Linked DNA regions of Homo sapiens: region 1 is linked to region 2. A link is a loop called in an ENCODE intact Hi-C map of the cell type or tissue named here. Cell type or tissue: dorsolateral prefrontal cortex. All regions are shown on one strand.

Region 1 (5,000 bases), 280 kb before region 2:
TGAGGACACAGACACACACAGAGGGACAGCCCCATGAGGAAACAGGGAGGCAATGCCGTCTGCAAGCCCAGGGCAGAGGCCTCAGGAACCAGCCCTGGTGACACCTGGACCTTGGACCCCCGTGCCCAGGACAGTAGGAGAATTGGAGCCGCCTGGCTGCAGTCCTTCCCGATGGCACCCTGTATTAGTCCGTTCTCACACTGCTAATTGTTGGGAAAAGGGCTTGTGGAATGCCTGTATAAACTGGCCATGAAAATATGGGACAATAAGTTGTGGAAAGCCACAAGAGGCCTCTGAGGAGGAAAGCCTCCTAATTGCCATCATGTTCGCATGCTCAGGGCGAGACCTGCTGTCTTATCTGTAAACACCGTGTTCAAGGAGAAAGACATTCCTTCGAAGCACTGGACTGTGGACAGACACACGAGCTCCTGGTTAAGCCCGCTCCCACCAGCTCCTGTCCGATAAGTTAAAGATACGCTGTTTGAGCACAAAGGAGATTCATTGAAACCGCTATTGCTGTAGATTACGCCTGTGACGCACTGCCTCCCTTTCACTGTTTCGCCCTGAATATCTGCTTCTCAGATCTAAGTGACTGTACTCAATAAATAGCGTGGAGACCAGAGCTCAGTGCCTTTTGCAGCCTCCATTTTGCCACTGGCCCCCTGGCTCCTACCTTTATGAACTCTTTTCTTTTTCTTTTTTTTTTTTTTTGGAGACGGAGTCTCACTCTGTTGCCCAGGCTGGAGTGCAGTGGCGCGATCTCCACTCACTGCAAGCTCCACCCCCTGGGTTCATGCCATTCTCCTGCCTTAGCCTCCCAAGTAGCTGGGACTACAGGCACCCGCAACCACGCCCGGCTAATTTTTTTGTATTTTTAGTAGGGACGGGGTTTCACAGTGTTCACCAGGTTGGTCTCGATCTCCTGACCTCACACACCACGCCCAGCTAATTTTTGTATTTTTTAGTAGAGATGAGGTTTTGCCACGTTGGCCAGGCTGGTCTCGAACTCCCGACCTCAGGTGATCTGCCTGCCTGAGCCTCCCAAACTGCTGGGATTACAGGCGTGAGCCACCGCACCCGGCCCCACCTTTATGAACTCTTAACCTGTCTCTTCTCATTCCTTTGTCACTACCGGACGTTGGATACACCATGGGTGGTGTTGAGGCTGGTCCCCAACACTAATAAAGACATACCTGAGACTGGGTCATTTGTAAAGGAAAAAGGTTTAATGGACTCACAGTTCAGCAGAGCTGGGGAGGCCTCAGGAAACTTACAGTTATGGCAGAAGGGGAAACAAACACCTCCTTCACATTGGCGGCAGGAAGGAGAAGTGCAGACTGAGGGGCCCAGGGTTTTAAAAGCCCCTTGAAACCATCAGCTTTTGTGAGAACTCAGTCACTATCATGAGAACAAGATGGGGGAACCACCCCCATGATTGAATGACCTCCTGCCAGGTCCCTCCCACAACATGTAGGGATTATGGGAACTGCAATTCAAGATGAGATTTGGGTGGGGACACAGCCAGGCCATGTCACCTCCCCAGGAAAGGAGCACATGTGCAGCAGTGGTGAGTCCCACCCTGCCTGGAAAGATATCAAAATCCGAGGGCAGAAAGGACCAGGAGGGACCATTGCTCACCTCCCTCCTCCTACCCCTTACCCCAAACCCCGCCCCAGCCTGGCAGAAGCCTCCTCAGGACACACCCTCCACCGGAGGGGCAGGCTGCTGTGTGAGGCACTGACCTCGCCCGCAGTGGATACCACCTGCCCCTCCTGACCCCAGTGACTGTTAACCCAGAGTCCATCAGGGGCTTGGTCTCTGGCAGACCCACCCCTCAGTGCGTACACTCTGGTGTCCCGGGCAGAGTACAGGGCAGGCGCCCCCAGGTGCACCCCCCAGATGCCGCACTGTGCCTGGAGCGTGGCTCCTGATGGCAGTCTCAGGACCTTTGCGCCACACGTCCTCCCGTGCGACGGCTGCTGGGGAAAGCCAAAGGCGTCCCTTCCAGCGGGAGCCAGCGACTGGTACGCAGGAGGGCCCTCAGGGGCAGGAGCCATGGAGCCCTCCTCTGGTGTGGGAATTCAGGGGATCTTAGCCACAGGGCATGGCGCGTGGGCGCAGAGCCGGCCGTGACCCACAAGTGCGTGATACTTGTACTTTGCTATTCTAGGAACCCATACATCAGTTTTCCTTATTTGCTGAAAAAGGCATGCATTAGAGGGGTGATTCATGTGGGAGGAGGCCGGGAGCCCCTCGATGTGAGGCGTTTCTCATGGGCGAATGTGGGGTATCCATGGTGGACCCCCACCCTGTGTGGATGGCTGCCCCCTGAGCAGTGCTTTGAGCTGGAGCTGTGGTCAGGTTCCGCAGTGCAGGAAGGGCTCCCAGGAGGCTGGTGGTCCCGCCTGCAGGAAGCCGACGCGTCTGTCCTCACACATTGATATGCCTGTCTGCCTGGGACGGACACTTCACCCTGGCTACCCATCGGGCCAAGGGCAGGTTGTATACACCTGGGCTGAGGCCTCTTTCTCATTCACATCTATCTCTTGCTCAGGAGTTGATCTAAGACAGGCTCTAATTGCACCTTAATAAGCTTGTTGGGGAGGAGTTGGGGGTGGGGACATAACAAGCCCTACCTGCCAGGGTATCCGGGTGACAGTGGCCGGTGGCCGAGCACCCCGGCCTGAATAGCTGGGGACTAATGCAGGAGACGCTGGGAAACAAGAGACTGTGACGTTGTGCGGAGGGAGTAGCCAGGGGCCTTCCGGACAGCAATGGGGGAGCAACGCAGCCGTGAGCTGGTGTGTCTCTCCCCACGCTCCTCCTGTACCTGGGACGCAGCTCCCGCAGGAACTGGCAGTGGGAGTGTGGGGGCCACGGAGGTCGTAGTAACCATCCCTGACAGTGCAGGGGCGGGGGGCTCGCGGGGGGGCTCGCGGGGGGCTCGCGGGGGGGCTCGCGGGGGGGCTCGCGGGGGGCTCGCGGGGGGCTCGCGGGGGGGCTCGCGGGGGGCTCGCGGGGGGCTCGCGGGGGGGCTCGCGGGGGGGCTCGCGGGGGGGCTCGCGGGGGGCTCGCGGGGGGGCTCGCGGGGGGCTCGCGGGGGGGCTCGCGGGGGGGCTCGCGGGGGGCTGGCGGGGGGCTGGCGGGGGGCTCGCGGGGGGGCTCGCGGGGGGGCTCGCGGGGGGGCTCGCGGGGGGCTCGCGGGGGGGCTCGCGGGGGGCTCGCGGGGGGCTCGAGGCGTCCCATGTGGGCAGCCGTTGGGACCTGCCAAGCACTGCGCCTAGTGATCTCCTTCGGGTTTGAGCCAGTCCATGGGGAGGAGCCGTCCACCAGGCAGCCTCAGGGAGAGTGGGCGGGTGTCAAGGGAAGCCCACGGCCCCAGCTGGCCCCCTTGTGTCTGAGCCCCCATGGCTTCCTCTGCCTCTAGGCTATGCCCACTGGAAGGGCCAAGTGCTGAATTCAGATGAGCTCCAGGAGTTGTACGAAGGCCTGAGGCTGAACAACATGAATAAATATGACTACGTGCTCACAGGTAGGTGCCGGAGCAAGCTGCCGCAGGGGACTACGCACCCCACTCCAGCCAGGGTGGGCTCAGGGAGGTCCAGAGCACCCCCGCCCTGGGCCTGTCTCGGGTCCCTGCCCCTTCAAGGAGGGCCTTGGCGTGCCCAAGCCACCATCACACCCCCGGTAGCCTGGGGGGTCCTGGCCACACTATGCCTGCCGGGACAATGACTGCCCAGGCTGTGCCAAGTCACCCCCACTCCTGTGACCACACTGGGGTTCCAGTGCCCAGGGGAGGGTGCAGGCAGGGTGTTGGGAACGCTGACCGGGGCAGGACAGGTGGGTGGGACACTCAATTAGGTGACGGGCTGCTACCTGGTACACTGCCATCCTTTGTCAACTTTCTGGTTAAAAAAAAATTGTATTTGTATACATGTTTATTATTATTATTATTTTTGAGACAGGGTCTCACTCTGTGGCCCAGGCTGTAGTGCAATGGCACAATCATAGCTCACTGCAGCCTCAACCTCCCAGGCTCAGGTGATCCTCCTGCCTCAACATCCCAAGTAGCTGGGAGTAAAGGCGTGCACCACCATGCCCAGCTAACTTTTTGTGGGTGTGTGTGGAGACAGGGTTTTGCCATGTTGCCCAGGCTGGTCTTGAACTCCTAGGCTCAAGCCAGCCACCCACCCTAGCCTCCCAAAGTGCTGGGATTACAGGCGTGAGCCACTGCAGCCAGCCTGGTTTCTACACTTTTAAATGGTTAGGGGAAACACTTAGCCTCCCAAAGTGTTAGAATTACAGGCGTGAGCCACTGCGCCCAGCCTCTCTACATGTCTAAAGGTCACATATAAGGCCAGGCACAGGGGCTCGAACCTGTAATCCCAGCACTTTGGGAAGACTAGGAGGGAGGCTCGCTTGAGACCAGGAGTTCAAAACCAGCCTGAGCGGCATAGTGAGACCTTGTCTCTACAAAAAAATTTTTAAAAATTAATTAGCTGGGCACAGTCCCAGCTACTCGGGAAGCTCAGGTGGGAGGATGGCTTGAGCCTGGGAGTTCAAGGCTGCAGTGAGCTATGGTTGAACCACTGCACTCTGGACTAGGGGACAGAATGAGACCCTGTCTCAAAATAAATAAGATTAAAGTGTCATATGCTTATTACTGAAAGTAGAAATATAAATAAAGGAAAGATCACTCCTTCACCTCTCGCCCGTGGGTTCATTCCTGTGAAGCACAGCGTTTCTGTTGAGAAATGCTGCCGGGTCTGCCCTCCGTGTCTTTCAACTGTGAGGACACCTCGTTTGCACCCACCTCCCTCCCCCCAGCTCCTGAGCACTGTGGGGACACCTCACCTGCACCCACCTCCCTCCCCCCGCTCTGAGCACTATGGGGACACCTCGCCTGCACCCACCTCCCTCCCCCCAGCTCCTGAGCACTATGGGGACACCTCGCCTGCATCCACCTCCCTCCCCCCGCCCCCAGCACTGTGGGGACACCT
Region 2 (5,000 bases):
TTTTTGTCGGCAGGACTTTATCATGGGTGTTGCTGTTCTTCCAGCAGGTGCGTGATGTCCGATTACCTCTCCTTTTGGAAATTGGCAGCCATTTATTTTCACATCACTAATTCCCTAAAGGTTGCAAAATGGTGATATTCTCATTTCCCTATGTCTTTTTTTTTTTTTTTTTTTTTTTTTGAGACAGAGTCTTGCTCTGTCGCCCATGCTGGAGTGCAGTGGCTCCATCTTGGCTCACTGCAAGTTCCACCTCCCGGGTTCACGCCATTCCCCTGCCTCAGCCTCCCGAGTAGCTGGGACTACAGGTGCCCGCCACCACGCCGGGCTAATTTTTTGTATTTTTAGTAGAGATGGGGTTTCACCGTGTTAGCCAGGATGGTCTCGATCTCCTGACCTCGTCGTGATCCTCCCGCCTCAGCCTCCCAAAGTGCTGGGATTACAGATGTGAGCCACCGCGCCCGGCCTATGTAACCATTTTCAAAGTGAGTTGGTTCACTGGCATCTTTCAGAGGTGATCGGTTGGCGTGTTTTTGTTGTTCGTTTAGTATGGCTGTGAACTTAATCATTATGAACATACTTGATGTGTTACAGTCCATTGCATTGTTGCCTCGTTGGTGAGCAGGTTGTTCTCCCTTTGGCCAGGGAGAGTCTCTTTCATGTTGGGGTCTAAGATAGAGGCATCTTTGTCAGATTCTTTCCTATCTAGCCTGACAAGATGTTCCGGGCTCATTTTGAACATTTAATGCCCTGATCTGCACTTAGCAATTGCCAAGGAGCCCTGATTCCTTTTAGTGAAAAATAGTATTTCAAGACCATAGTCTGCAAGCTTGGGCTCCTAGTTGCTGTGAGGCCTTTTCAATAGGCAGAGCTAGGAATAGCTAGGCATTTTTGTTTGTTTGTTTTTTGTTTTTGTTTTGTTTTGTTTTGAGACAGGCTCTTACTCTGTTGCCCATGCTGTAGTGCAATGGCACGATCTCAGCCCACTGCAACCTCTGCCTCTCAGGTTCAAGAGATTCTTGTGCCTCAGCCTCCCGAGTAGTGAGTAGCTGGGATTACAGGTGCATGCCATCACATCTGGCTAATTTTTATATTTTTAGTAGAGACAGGGTTTCACCGTGTTGGCCAAGCTGGTCTCAAATTCCCGACCTCAGGTGATCCACCCACCTTGGCCTCCCAAAGCATTGGGATTACAGGCGTGAGCCACCGCACCAGCCTAGGAATTGTTCTTTGTTTTTTGTATTTTTAAGATAAAATACATCATAAGTTCACTCTTTTTGATGAAAACTCAGGGCTGCAGGGTTTTAATTAACAGCTCCATCCTCTGTGTTTTCTCTTTTCCACACTGAAAATCCTAATTCTCATGGGTACTTGAGGAGGCTAGAGTTAGAGGTTCCCCAGCTCATGCTGCTTCAGTCACCTGGAGGGCTTGTGGACACACAGATGGCTGGGTCCATTCCCCATTTCTGATTGAACAGGTCTGGGTGGGGCCTGAGAATGAGCATTTCTAACAAATGCCCAGGTGGTGCTGATGCTGAAGGGCCAGGGGCCACTGAATAGAACATCACACGATTGCTCACTTGCTTTCAGTTGCTTTATCCCTCATTACATAGACTCTGAATAACACTATTAACTCCACCATCAACAACAGGACTAGTGAACACAGGTCTAGAACTGTTTTTGACAGTTCTTATTGGCATTTGGATGTATCCCATAAGGAATGAACAGTCAAATTACTGTAGTTTTAAAGTTACTTGTCATAGCTCCTCTCTCTGAGATTATACCACTAAATGTATATGTATACATTTAAGTTCACTTGTTTTATTTTTCCTGATTATTTTTAGGGAAAACCTTGAAAAAATCTAATTGCTTTATAACTATATAAAATATTTACTTCCAAAATTAAATCTACAAAATGAGGTCTATTTAAAGAAGCCTTGTGTATGTTCTGTCCTCTCCATGCTAACTCCTCCCTTCCTGAGTACTCCATCACAGTTTTTATGGTTTTCCTTCCACGTGAAAAACATCCAAACATATTTGTATTTCCCTTTCTTAGCTTAGACATTGCCAGCTGCACACACTGTCCCACCTCACTTTCCCCCGGACTCCACTCCACGCTAGGAGTATGTTGAGATCATTCTCATTCCATGATGTCGATATTCCGTGGTTTATTCTGCCAGTCCCCTCCTGGTGGAATTTGAGTTGTTTTGTGTTTTACTGTTTCCAGTAGTTGTGCACAGATAGCCTGTCTGTGGCCTTTCCGACGGGCCTGTTGGGATGGAGCCCTGCAGGGCGGGTTGCTGGGCTGAGGCAAATGGTTATGTCACTGTGCTGATGCTGCCTCAGCTCCCTCCTGAGTGCTTGCACCATTGGGAAACTGCCTGTAGGCCTCGCTGAGAAGCCAGCCCTTGAACAAAGCCAGTGGCAAAGGGGAAGTCTGGGGAAAGACCAGTTTGGGAACCCTTCTGTCTAAAGCCTTAAGGCATTGGGGTGCCAGGAACAGGAGTGTCTCTTTTTAACTTGTAAATACAGTACTGTGGTTCAAACTGCTACAGTAATGCTGTGTTTATTTAAAAAATGTATACACTGTTAAAGGCTGATTCCTCAGTATTCTTATATTCAGATGCATTTATCCAGTCTTTTTGTTTTTAAACTCTTGAATTTTAAGTTTGCTCTCTGAGGGCTAGAGAAGGCAACTTGTTTCCTTGATTAGAAGAGTTCATTCAACTTCTTAACATTCTTGGCCTGTGTGTTCTTGTCTTTTAAGTTAAAACAGAAAAAGACTGGGACTTTCTGTCTTTTGACTAGTCTTTACGTGTAGTAGTTCCTTTTCTGCAAATTTCCACAGTAGGAAACTTGATGAACACTAATGTATGGGTTTTCTTTTGACCCCACCTACAGTGGGTAGTATTGTCATATGACTGGGTGCTGGGAGAGAGCAGCAGAGGGCAGGGGTGTGTGTGTGTGTGTGTGTGTGTGTGTGTGTGTGTGTGTGTGTGTGTGTGTGTGTGTGTCAGAGGGAAGGTAGAGACCACAGGAAGGACCTGGAGGAGAGCCAGGCTGAATGGGTATAACGTTAAGCCGGCGATGACATGGCAGGGGGTGTACTGAGTACTTCTTTAGACTTGGCCTTTAAACTTGGTGGTGCAGAACTGTGGGAGGGTTCATTTGCTTTACTTCTCAAATATGTGCCTTCTAATGAAGGGAGGACAGTGTCTATGCTAGAAATGTGGAGTTAGTTGCCTAGTCATCTTAGGGGGTGACTAAACCTTGCTTTCTACCTAGAGAATCTGGATAACATCTGGATCCTTTTTTGTGCTTTCTCGTTGACCTTCACTCCCTGCCCCCACCCCCGACTGCGAAGGCTTTTCACGGACAGATACTCTGGCAGGAGCACCGGGGAGGCTTCCATACCCATGATTATGCATTTGATGTTAGTTTTCACCATGAAAGAGCTCCCAATCTGAAGCATTAATTTTCATTACTGCCTCGACATTATACACGAATTATAGCAAATACTTTATGCATTATTGAACAGGCTGAGATGACTTCCCAGTTTGTAATCTCGGATGTTTTTATCGTCCATTTGAAAGCCCGTTTTACCAAAAGCCATTGAAGAGAAATGAATGTATGGCCTATGGGCAAGCACTTGCATTCCTAGGCTTGAAGACGGTGCCCTCTCTAATCCCGTGTTTTCAAACATGAACTGCCTCATAGTGGATTGCAGCTTTCTTTTGTTAATAGGCTTAAAGAATTATTATTTCTGCAAAATTTTCTGTAAAGCAAATCTTAGATAAATTATACATTTCCTTTGACTTTTTTGTTCAAAAATAGAATCATGGAACCTTGCTTGGAGGGCCTTAAAATTAGTTCATCTCTTGTCTAGTCCAGTCACTCCGCTGCTTTTAGTCGCAACTGGGAGATGACCCAGCCCATGGTTGAGGCCCCCAGCTGTGGGACACTTTCTGTCATTCTTCACCCCCCTCCACCCTCAGGGTCTTCTCTCGTAGGCCACAGCATTTCTTGGGTTGAGCTAAATCCATTTCTCTGTCTTTCTCACCCATTAGTGCTCTGGGGCCTACTAAGCCCTACAGAATAAAGCCAGCCTTTGAAAATAAGACAGCCCATTAGGTGGCCGAGGACAGTGTCTTGTTAACAGGTTGAAACACTCCACATGTCTCCAACAATTTAAGATAAAGTGAGATGTATTTTATTAGAAAACTTACTGTTCCTTTTACCAAGATTATGCTAAAGAATTTGAAGAAAAATTGTCCTGTATCAGAGTATCAGCAAATATTCAGACTCCTTATGTCAAGGTTTTTTTTTCCAACATAAATCTCCAAATAGAAGTATTGACCTTGAAAATATATCATGTCAGGTATTTAGGAAAGCGACAAACTGACTGAACATTCTGTTTTGCTTAGCCACTCTCTCAGGGTTATAATTTTGTGATCCTTTTATACTTTTGTATGAGTAAGACCATCACGGCTTTGCACGTTCAAGAATTGGTTCAGTAAAAAACAGATGACAGAAATGTTCACTCTGTCTGCGGAAGGCCTTTTGGAACCCATATTTTCAGCCAACCATTGTTAAAACAACTGCTGCAGAGTAAGTAGTAAACTTGTTAGAATTAAGAAGTTGGGAAGGAGCACTGGGCAGTATTGAGTCCTAAGCCAAGCTACCTGGGTTCGAATCCCAGCCTTGGCGCTCATTTGCTTGATGTTGGGCCAATTAGGGGAGTTCTTGATGTCTTGGTTTCCATATGAGGGTTCAGGGTGAGTATGCGTGAAGTGCCGGGGGCATAGCAGGCGCACGGTGCTGTCTGGAGGGACGGTAAACAGGTGGCCCTTCTCTTGACTGTGTTACCTAGCAGCTGTTCCATGACCCTAATGTGATGGTTTTGGGAGGTGGGGCCTTTGGGAGGTGATTAGGTCATGTGGCTGGAGTCCCCACAAAAGGGATTAGTGCCCTTATAAAAAAGGGCCCCAGAGATCTCCCTTGCC

The links. A loop is a pair of places that touch in the nucleus more often than their neighbours do. Peaks named below come from ENCODE experiments on the same cell type or tissue, not always from the same donor. Only the 100,000 strongest peaks of a DNase experiment are listed, where the experiment ranks them.
Region 1: it touches region 2 in a loop (4-fold over the local background); 1 of 110 quality-filtered maps calls a loop at or near these places.

The regions. Positions count from the first base shown.
Region 1 is chr21:43,738,240-43,743,239 of GRCh38, forward strand. It overlaps PDXK (pyridoxal kinase), which reads left to right. Exons shown (of 11, transcript NM_003681.5): 3 at 3,428-3,532. Among named protein-coding and RNA genes, the nearest start is that of PDXK, 22 kb to the left of the region's middle. RefSeq lists enhancers at 1,384-2,122, 2,123-2,861. In dorsolateral prefrontal cortex, no CTCF peak of the experiment used is centred here; a DNase peak (open chromatin) is centred at 2,652; H3K4me3 peaks cover 775 bases; H3K27ac peaks cover 4,527 bases.
Region 2 is chr21:44,022,871-44,027,870 of GRCh38, forward strand. The region is part of intron 1 of TRAPPC10 (trafficking protein particle complex subunit 10); the gene reads left to right. Among named protein-coding and RNA genes, the nearest start is that of TRAPPC10, 13 kb to the left of the region's middle. In dorsolateral prefrontal cortex, no CTCF peak of the experiment used is centred here; a DNase peak (open chromatin) is centred at 2,341; H3K4me3 peaks cover 550 bases; H3K27ac peaks cover 3,426 bases.